Linked DNA regions of Homo sapiens: region 2 is linked to region 1. A link is a contact called in ENCODE Hi-C or POLR2A ChIA-PET data. All regions are on one chromosome and are shown on one strand. Each heading gives the region's core, a stretch centred on a gene start or an enhancer-like site at or near the end of the contact. The rest is flanking DNA. Distances are from core to core; before and after follow the strand shown.

Region 1 (4,347 bases), core at 967-3,466:
TCATCAACTGCCCTGTTCGGCCTCTGTGGACCCTGCACGTCTCTTGCGGCATTTGCTGTGGCAAATCATGCTGACAGGCTGCCTCGCCCCACATCACCCTCGCCCGCTGTCCATGTGCTGGTATTTCACTTGGGATTCCCATGCCTGCTTCACCTGCTGGAGGTGAGACACAGTGTTCCTGCATACCACGTGGCCAACAGGCTCAGTAACAGCTCTGAGGGCAGCCGGCCTTGGGTTCAATCCTGCCGCTGCCCCTGCCCCTACCAGCTATGCAGCCCTGGCTGAACTCTTCCTGCCTCAGCTTTCTCATCCAGAAAGGTGGGGACACGAGGACCTACACCTCACAGGATTGTTGCGAGGACTAATGGGGTAATAGATGTAGATGTGCTGGGCTTAGAACTGTGCAGGGCACACCGTATGTCTTCAATAGTTATCACACCTTTGTCAAGTTTTAGAACCAGGGTATGTTAGCTTTATACATTAAATTATTAGCTTTTATTTGAGGTCTGCGCAAGTTTCATCACCCATTCAACAAGTATGTACTGTATCTTCACCACATGGCAGGTGCTCGGCCAGATGGTGGCCCTGCACATGGAGCTTACAGCTGCTGGCTGGTGCGCTCAGTACAGCCGTGCATTTTGCAGCACACAGACAAACCCACAATAGATGAGCAACAAGGGGTGAGAAAGTACAGGGTACCCTGGGAGCCTCGAGAGGCCACTGACAGGACCCCAAAGTGTCTGTGACACAGACACCACCCTTGAGGAGCTAATCACAGAGGGGACCCTGCCTAGAACACTCTGGGCATTCCACACAGGCATCCCGGGCAGGCACCAGGGCATGGCACGGCCATGCACTAAGAAGCAAGCACCAGAGACCAGCACGTCGTGGGGCTGCCACCCCTAGGGCTGGAGGGACTAGGGAAGGTGTGGCGTCACCAGAGTCCAGAACAGGGACAGCGTATAGCAGAACTACAGCAGGGGCCACCCAGGAAGAACTGGGGCCACAGCCATGAGGGTAGACGGCCATCGCCATGAAACTCCCACGGAAGCAGAGCAAGTGAGGCCCTGCCTCGCTCCACACACCCTCTAATCTCCCCCTAATGTTCCCACTGCCAAACCTGGCTGGAAGCGCTGAGAGGAGCCTGGGTCAGTGTCTCCAAGAATGCGAGTCAGACAGCAACGGCCAGCATCCACACGGCAGGAGGTGCAGGAACTGCCTGGGGAGACGGGACGGGGCAGCACGCAGGCAGGGCAGGTCCACAGGCACGGCACATAGCACAGGGTATGGCATAGGGCAGCCAAGGCCAGCTCCGGAGGCCTCAGAAGAGTAAATGTAGCAGGACCCCATCCTAGAGGTCAGCAGCTCTGAAACCACATACACACAAAGCCCTGCCACTCTTTCTCTTACTTTGTTCTGACAAAATGTTGAATGTACAGAAGAAGATGTAATGAACAAAATATATGTTTAAAACTATTACCAAAGCTTTTACCTTTTTTTATTAAGAAATAAGGTCTCACTATGTTGCCCAGGCTGGACTTTAATTCCTGGGCTCAAGTGATCCTCCCGCCTCGGCCTCTCGAGTACCTGGAACTACAGGTGTGTGCCACCATGCCCAGCGTCTCTGAATCTTTTAGTCAGCCCTGGGCTAAGTATTTTGCAAAAACCCCTGTAGGTCCTCACAACCACCCTACAAAGCCAGGTCCCATCACTTTCCCCATTTCACAGAAGGGGATGCTAAAGCCAGAGGCTAGGCAACCTGCCCCAGGCTGCTGCAGGTGGAGCCACACCTCACCTGGCGGTCCTGACCCTACGACTGATGCTTTGAATGTCTCAGCAGGTTGGCTCTACAAATCATCGCTCTGGCTGTGTGTGGCAAAGTCAATTCCATTTCTTTGTTAAATAGAAGTTTCCTCCTCCCAAAGGCTGGAGACCTGCCACTGACGGCCAGGAGTCAAGGGACTTTCCACTGGGCTGCCAAGGCCGACCTTCACCCTCAATCACCTGACGGCAACATAGGGACGACCGAAAGGGGACACAGAATGAACTGGACCTGCAGAGGCCAGGTGTCTGCCATGCAGACTGAAAGGGAGCCGGGGCTGTGTGCTCCATGCAGGAAAGCAGAGTAAGAAACAAGAAAGGCGTCAAAGTTAACACAAACCAAAGTGACAGCAGGACGCTCTGTGGAGAAGGACCATGGCGCTCACTCATGCAGGTGCGGGAAACTCGGCTCACAGCCCATTCTCCAGCACTGGGGTCACACCCACTTCTGCAGCAGGAAGTTCACTGCCACCAAGCACCTTTCTACCTTTCCCTGAGACAGTCATCAAAACCAAAGCTTTACTCACAGGACTAAAGGAGCCCAGGCCCCTCTAGGAAGTGATGTCCAGAGTCTGCAAGGGGTCTGAGACCCTCACAGGAAGTGTACAACAGGAAAGGCCCCTCCACAGCTGCTCACAGGCAACTGCACCTTGCTCACCCTTTACCTGCCAGGGCTCCAACCTTGGATGCGTAAGGGTCAGTGGTGTGGAGGGAGCCACGAGGGACTGCTGGGCAAAATTCTCCTGCCCCTAAAGAAAACACAAGAGCAGACAGCTCCCACTTCGGCAAGTCTGCAATCTGCTTTCCTCCCCGGCTTAGAGATCCACGCACCCTCCCCTGTTAGAGGCCACATCTGCCCCAGGGGTGTACACGGGGCCCACAGGGTATGACAAAGCCCCTGCATCCTCAAAGATGCCCTCATCCAAATCCAAACCCACCTGGGCACCTCATGACACATGTGGCACAGGAGCCACATGCATGTGACTAGAAATCTCTTCCAGAACGAGGAATAAATGGGGGTGCACCTCCGGACTGACCGCCCCTGCTGACCCAGGGCCCCTACCCGCATCTCCCTTCCTGCTGCTCTCCCTGGAGGGTGGTCCCTTCTGCTTTCATCATGGCAGCAACAGGAAGAAAGGGGAGAAAACTTGGACCAGGTGTGCAAAGATTTTTGTTTTAAAGTGAAACAGATTATAAAAATTACATCACTGACTTAATTTCAAGGCTCCATCCAACCTGATCACCCATTGGAACACTCCAGTGTGTGTGTGCCTGAGCTGCAGTGCCAGCACAGCCACCTCACCCTCTGCCCATAGGGGCCCACTCCCTAGGCTGGGACCAGCAAGCCAGGGCGACACCAGGCTCAGGGGGTCCCGGGGTGGCCACAACAGTGCTCCAGCCACAGGGAGGTAGGCACACACTTAACCTGCCTCATCACTCTAGCTCTCGTCCCCACTGTCCCATGGAAAGGAAAGGGACTCAAGGCCACTCCTCATCACCACCTGAGTCCCTCAGGCCCACCAGGCCACCCCAGGAGGAACAGTGCTCTATTGCTCACCATTTTGATGGTAGCTCCATCTTCATGTTTTAATTACACAAAGTATTTTCCAATAGAAAAAGTAGAAATGATCATAATAAAACATTCACAATCTTAACACTCAGGAAAACACCACTTCATGCATGCATATGTGTACTACTGCTTGTTTCCAGGTAAATGTACACAAAAATTTGTCTCTCAACACACCCACTTTTTCTTACAAATATGAACTTACTGAAAACATGCACAGAGTGTACAGTTCTTCTGGACATTTGAGTTACAAATATTATAAACAGTCCCGCACTGAGCAGCAGCAGCATGTGCAGCTTCACACAGATCCCTGGGATTTCCTTGAGATAAATTCAAAAAATGTAATTGTAAGACTGAATATTATGCATATTTTTTGGCTCCTGAACACATTACCAAATGACCCTCCAAAAACATCACAGAGTGTCCCCAGTGAAGCTCTCCTGAGAAAGCACAAGGACGCGCTGTGTGCACCAAGGCCGGCACTGGGCTCCTGTCACCTGGGAAGGCCTAGCCGACCTGGCCCTCAGTCAGATCTACCAATGTCCTTGTGAGCACCAACCGGCTGTGTCTCGCTCGTTGCCATCCTCCTCATGACCTTCTGCACCATGATCTCACGCTGTTACTGGTGATCTGGAAAGCTCTCTGTGCGGACGTGTCTCTGTGGCTGTGCCTCTGCTGATACACTCTGGGAAATGATTTAACCTTGGGGCCTCAGTGGCACCCGTGCAGGAAGGGTTGATGGCAGGTCTCCACCTCATAGGGTTTTTGTGAGGCGTGAACAGAGTTACTGCATGTGAAGGACACACGACAAAAAGAACAAGGGCAGGCTGCCCCCACAGCTCTTCATGCCTTAGAAAAACCTTTAACCTCTCATCTTCATTCTTTATTCTGTATGGAATTCTAATATTTTTTTTTCCCTAAAAGGCCAGCATTCACCTGTCAATAACTGGAAATGCCAT
Region 2 (4,347 bases), core at 857-3,356, 1.5 Mb after region 1:
GTTGAGGAGGAGAAGAGGCCATTCTAGGCGGAGAGATCAGCCCAAGCCTAGGCCTAGAGACAAACAGCCTCCCTTATTTGGAGAATGGTTGAGTGTTCTGGTGCCTCAGGGGCAGGGGCGGTGCAGGAGGGAGAAGGGCAGACCAGGCATGTGAGGAGTTAGGAGCAGCTGGGTCACCAAGACTTGGTGTCTGTAGGGGAGGGGATGGGTATGGGAGGCACTGAGGAGGTACAGTCAGCAGAGTCGGTGACTGCTGAGAGGAGGGCTGTGGTGACATTCATCTGCAGCTGGCACCTCTAGCCTGCTGTGGCATCTATGGGCCATCCCCTAAGCTCACTCCCACCCACCACGTCCAGGCTCTCCACTCTGTGCTCTCCCCTTACTGGCCCAGGCTTTAGACCTGCTGGGACCCCTGCAGGACAGACTGGTGGTAAGATGGAGAAGAGACAAGGAAAAGATGGGCCCAGGGTTTGAAAGGCCCAGACTCGACTGAAAATCCACTAAGACCCAGTGCTGGGTTGACACAAAAGCCCGGGTATCACTCAGGATCAGATGGGACAGCATTGTGTAATTGCAGCTTATTTGGCACTCAGGGCCCAGCTCCAGAACGTTCTATTAAACCAGCTATATGTCCACTCGGAAGTTATCAGATAATTCCAACACTTGATTTTTCCCTCCAAAATGAAGCAAAATCAAGCTGTAACAAATGGAACTTGGTCTTCCCCTTGAAGCTCTTTTATTTGATTTTCATAGTCATCTGTGTGGGGTAGCAAACAAAAAGCAGACAGATGATTGTGTTTTCCTGGCCTGGCAAGAAAAAGCTGGTCAAGGGCTATGAAGGCCAGCAGATAGAGAGAATGGAGAATGGCCACAGTACATGGGGGCCCAGCAGCCCTGTTCTGTGAGCCCAGGCACCCTATTGATGAGCACTGCACAGTATCAACCAGAATCCGGTAGAAGGCAGGTAAGCAGCTGTCAGCCTTGTACTGAAGGGCTTCATTCTGAAAATACCCAAGAGCCTCCTGTGTTAGACTTTAGAAAGTGGCAAGAAGCTAGGTTCATGTTTTCTAGGGTTTTAGGCACCAAAGCTAGAATTCTGATACGAGGTTGGAAAAAAATCAGAGAGCTGACAACTTGTGTGAGAATGAAACAAATCATCACAAGCATTATATTAGCAGTGAATAGATCATGTCTGACATGTGAGTCAGAAAGTAGCCCATCCACTCAGATATATGGGCCAGTTTAACTCCTAGAAGCCTATGCATTGCAAAATCCTTTTCTATTGTTAGGTCCACCAACAGCTCCTACCTCTCTCAAACATTTATGACCAAATGAGTTACTCTAAGTCATGTCAGGGAGCTTTTCCCTCTGCCTGAAGCCTGAGAGGAAGGCTCTGCCCATTCCTCAGCCCTTTGGCCTTCTGAATCTCTCTATCCAACCCCGGAAGAAACTATTAAGGACAATTTGACCATACAGTTAGTAAACCATCAATTATAGACATAGCAAATAATTAAATTGAGAGTAATCAAAGGTAGGATTTCAGCAACTTTAATAAACACCGGTTACTCATGAAACATCCTAGAACATGAAAGAGAATGAGAGTTAACATTTGGGTGCCTCCTGCATGCTAGCCATTTTGTTTACACACCGTGCATGAGAATAGGTATTAAAGAAAAATTCCTGTGGCAATACTTGTGAATAGGTATACAACAAATGGGAGTTCCTCCTTACCCTTCTCCACCCTTACATGGTTGCCTAATAAGTGAATCTTTGCAACAGGTTATGGAATTGCTGTCATTATCCTTAATTTACTGATGAGAAAAGGCTGAGATAAATTAAATTGACCAACTTTGTCTAGCTAGTAAATGGTGACACAGGGTAGGGACCAGGGTCTGAGTGTTTCCAAAGTCCACATGCTTTTTCCAAGGCACGTGGGTGCCGACAATAGTAAATATATGTACATTTTTCCCCTAAGACTGGTTTAGCACGACAGGCAACTTTGGAAGCTTATCTGAAGGATTACAAACCCCCACCTCCTGTTCTGGATCAAACCCAGGGGAAAATAGAATAAGCCTGCCACCTTGAGGTGACCCTGCAGGCAGAGGACATTGGGAGCAAGCACCACTGCATTCAAGGGCAACTTGGGCAGCGAGTACCACTCCCCTCTGCTTCAGCCAGCTCCCTGCCAGGCTTTGTGTGGGAGGAGAGGTTCACTCCTGCACCCCACAGAGAGGAGAGAATCTAAAATAGCCACACACACAAGAAGGAGGGAGTCTTTATAGAAATGATAAAGAAGAGAGGCAGGCATTGTCCTCTTCTATAATTTCCCCCTTTCCACTACGCACACACCAAAAAATATAAATAAATAAAAACCAGGGTATATATTTTGCATTTGAGGTCCATTTGGATATGACCTGCAAATATAATTTCTATTCATTTGTCTGTTTTTGAATAAAGAAAAGTCATGCTCAGAGGTTCGTATAAATTAAAGATATGGAGGTATCTCATTGAAATTCTACAGATGTACTGATCCTACCCCAAGACACCTCTCATCAAAAGATTTCTCTTGTAGTGCTGGTGCTGACTTATTAATGAAGATCATGCTTTCATTTGATTATTTACCTAATCAGGATTCACCTTCAGTTTAAGCTCATTAAGTCTGCTGCTAATAGAGTGTACTTGATGGTGGAATTACATCCAAGTGAGACAGAGAATGTGTTCAGGCATTAATGGTCAGAAACAAAGACAGAGCACGCTGTAAGCTCATGTCACTCCTTGAGTGGAGCGTGTGAACTGCCTGCCAACCAAATAGAAAGGGCTAGTTTTGTAGAGTTAGGGCTGAACATTATAATTAAATACACTTGGTAACAGAGCATCAAAAGTGACAACACTAATTATTGCAAAAATCAAGAGAATAATACCCATTCTGTATATGCGTCATGTTGGGGAAGTCTTCTAATGGGCTTTTATGTGAAATTTGTGAGCTGGATTCAGGATGCTGGTTGCTCCGTGTGCCCTAACCCAACTCCAGTGACTCGCATTTGACCTCTTTGCTTCCACTTGCTGGTCTTCTGGAGGAGCTGTAATACAAACCAGCCTAGTAACATTTCTCCTGGATCTCACAAAAACAGACAACTAGATCATCTTACTCTTACCTTATGGGTGATTGCTTGTTTCAACTCCTATGGTTAAATCCTCCTCTTTAAGTCCTTCTTGCCCTACAAATAGGAAACTCCACTTTTTGTTAGGCTGAGAAAGCTCTCGCTACCACAGTGCCACATTGAAAGAGGGCCCAGGAACAGCAGAGCTGTGCCGTTAACCGAGGCCAGTGTGTCCCCTCCTTGGAAACGCTGCAGCTCAAACTTGGCACTGTAATGGGCTAAATTATTTATCCAGTCGGATAAGAGAGAAGGCAGCTAAAAGCCTCCTGAGTTAGTTTATAGCCTCAGTCCCTGGATTCAAACTGAGACAGGAAACAGGTCAGTTTATATCAGCAAAGAGAAAAAAAGACTTTTCCTTCAAAGTGCCCTTCCATCAGCTTTTATGCCTGGCATAAGCCCCAACCATGGTGAAAATAAGCTGTTCCCATCAATCTTCTTGGATTCATTGAGTACTGTGTGGCAGGCCCTGTGATATAAAAGATGCAGAATAGTGGCCTTTGGCCCCAGTAGCACACTCACTTGGACAGGCAGGGAAAGCACATGCAAAATTAAACTTCTCATTCTTCATTCCAACACACAACGTGTCAGGCACTGGGCTAGGTACTAGGGATGCAATATGGAAAACGACAGGCCAGTGAGCAAGATAGGAAAGCAGGTGATGGTGAAAATACCACCTGACTGATGCAGTGATAGGCAAAGGGTATAAAATGACACTGAAAGAAGACAGGCCAGGAAACACATGAGATTAATTTCTCAGTATGTGATACATATAGTAAAAGCCATGAGATCAAAGCAGAGTTCTTAATTTTGGTTTTGAGATCGCTGTCAACAACATACTCCAGTATCAGTCACCACCCAACATATGCAGTTTGCACAGTGACTCTTCCAGGACCTCTCTATGTGAAGGAGAGCTGGTTTACCTGAGGCCAGTGCTTTACAGGCTTTTTGATTAGTCACACAGACCAGGCTGTGAGTCTGGATAGAATGAGGTCATCGATGAGAGGCGTGTCTGCAAATACAGGCATGTCCCTCCTTCCGGGGGGTTTACCTCAGTCTCAGGAGCCATCCTTCAGATCAGGAAATATGGCCCTGACCTTGATGACCTTCCAGTGTGGACTTGGGAGGGGAAAATAAAAGCAGTGCATAGAAATGTGTTTCTTGTAACAGTGGATAGGAAATTTGTATA

What was found. A loop is a pair of places that touch in the nucleus more often than their neighbours do. ChIA-PET counts read pairs that join two places held with the same protein, here RNA polymerase II (POLR2A).
Region 2: a loop to region 1 is called in a map of sciatic nerve, with 6 times the contacts of the local background. The contact joins two enhancer-like sites. A Hi-C loop is called at or near these places in 1 of 168 maps with a recorded cell type or tissue (sciatic nerve). POLR2A ChIA-PET finds 5 or more read pairs at or near these places in 1 of 52 experiments (OCI-LY7).

Annotation. Positions count from the first base shown.
Region 1 is chr3:126,447,740-126,452,086 of GRCh38, forward strand. All of the region lies in intron 7 of ZXDC (ZXD family zinc finger C), which reads right to left. Among named protein-coding and RNA genes, the nearest start is that of ZXDC, 26 kb to the right of the region's middle. RefSeq lists an enhancer at 589-1,528. Within about 2 kb of position 2,217, at least 2 of the 41 ENCODE cell types and tissues checked have a DNase peak (open chromatin) inside an H3K27ac peak, as active enhancers do.
Region 2 is chr3:127,958,001-127,962,347 of GRCh38, forward strand. All of the region lies in intron 4 of KBTBD12 (kelch repeat and BTB domain containing 12), which reads left to right. Among named protein-coding and RNA genes, the nearest start is that of KBTBD12, 45 kb to the left of the region's middle. Within about 2 kb of position 2,107, at least 2 of the 41 ENCODE cell types and tissues checked have a DNase peak (open chromatin) inside an H3K27ac peak, as active enhancers do.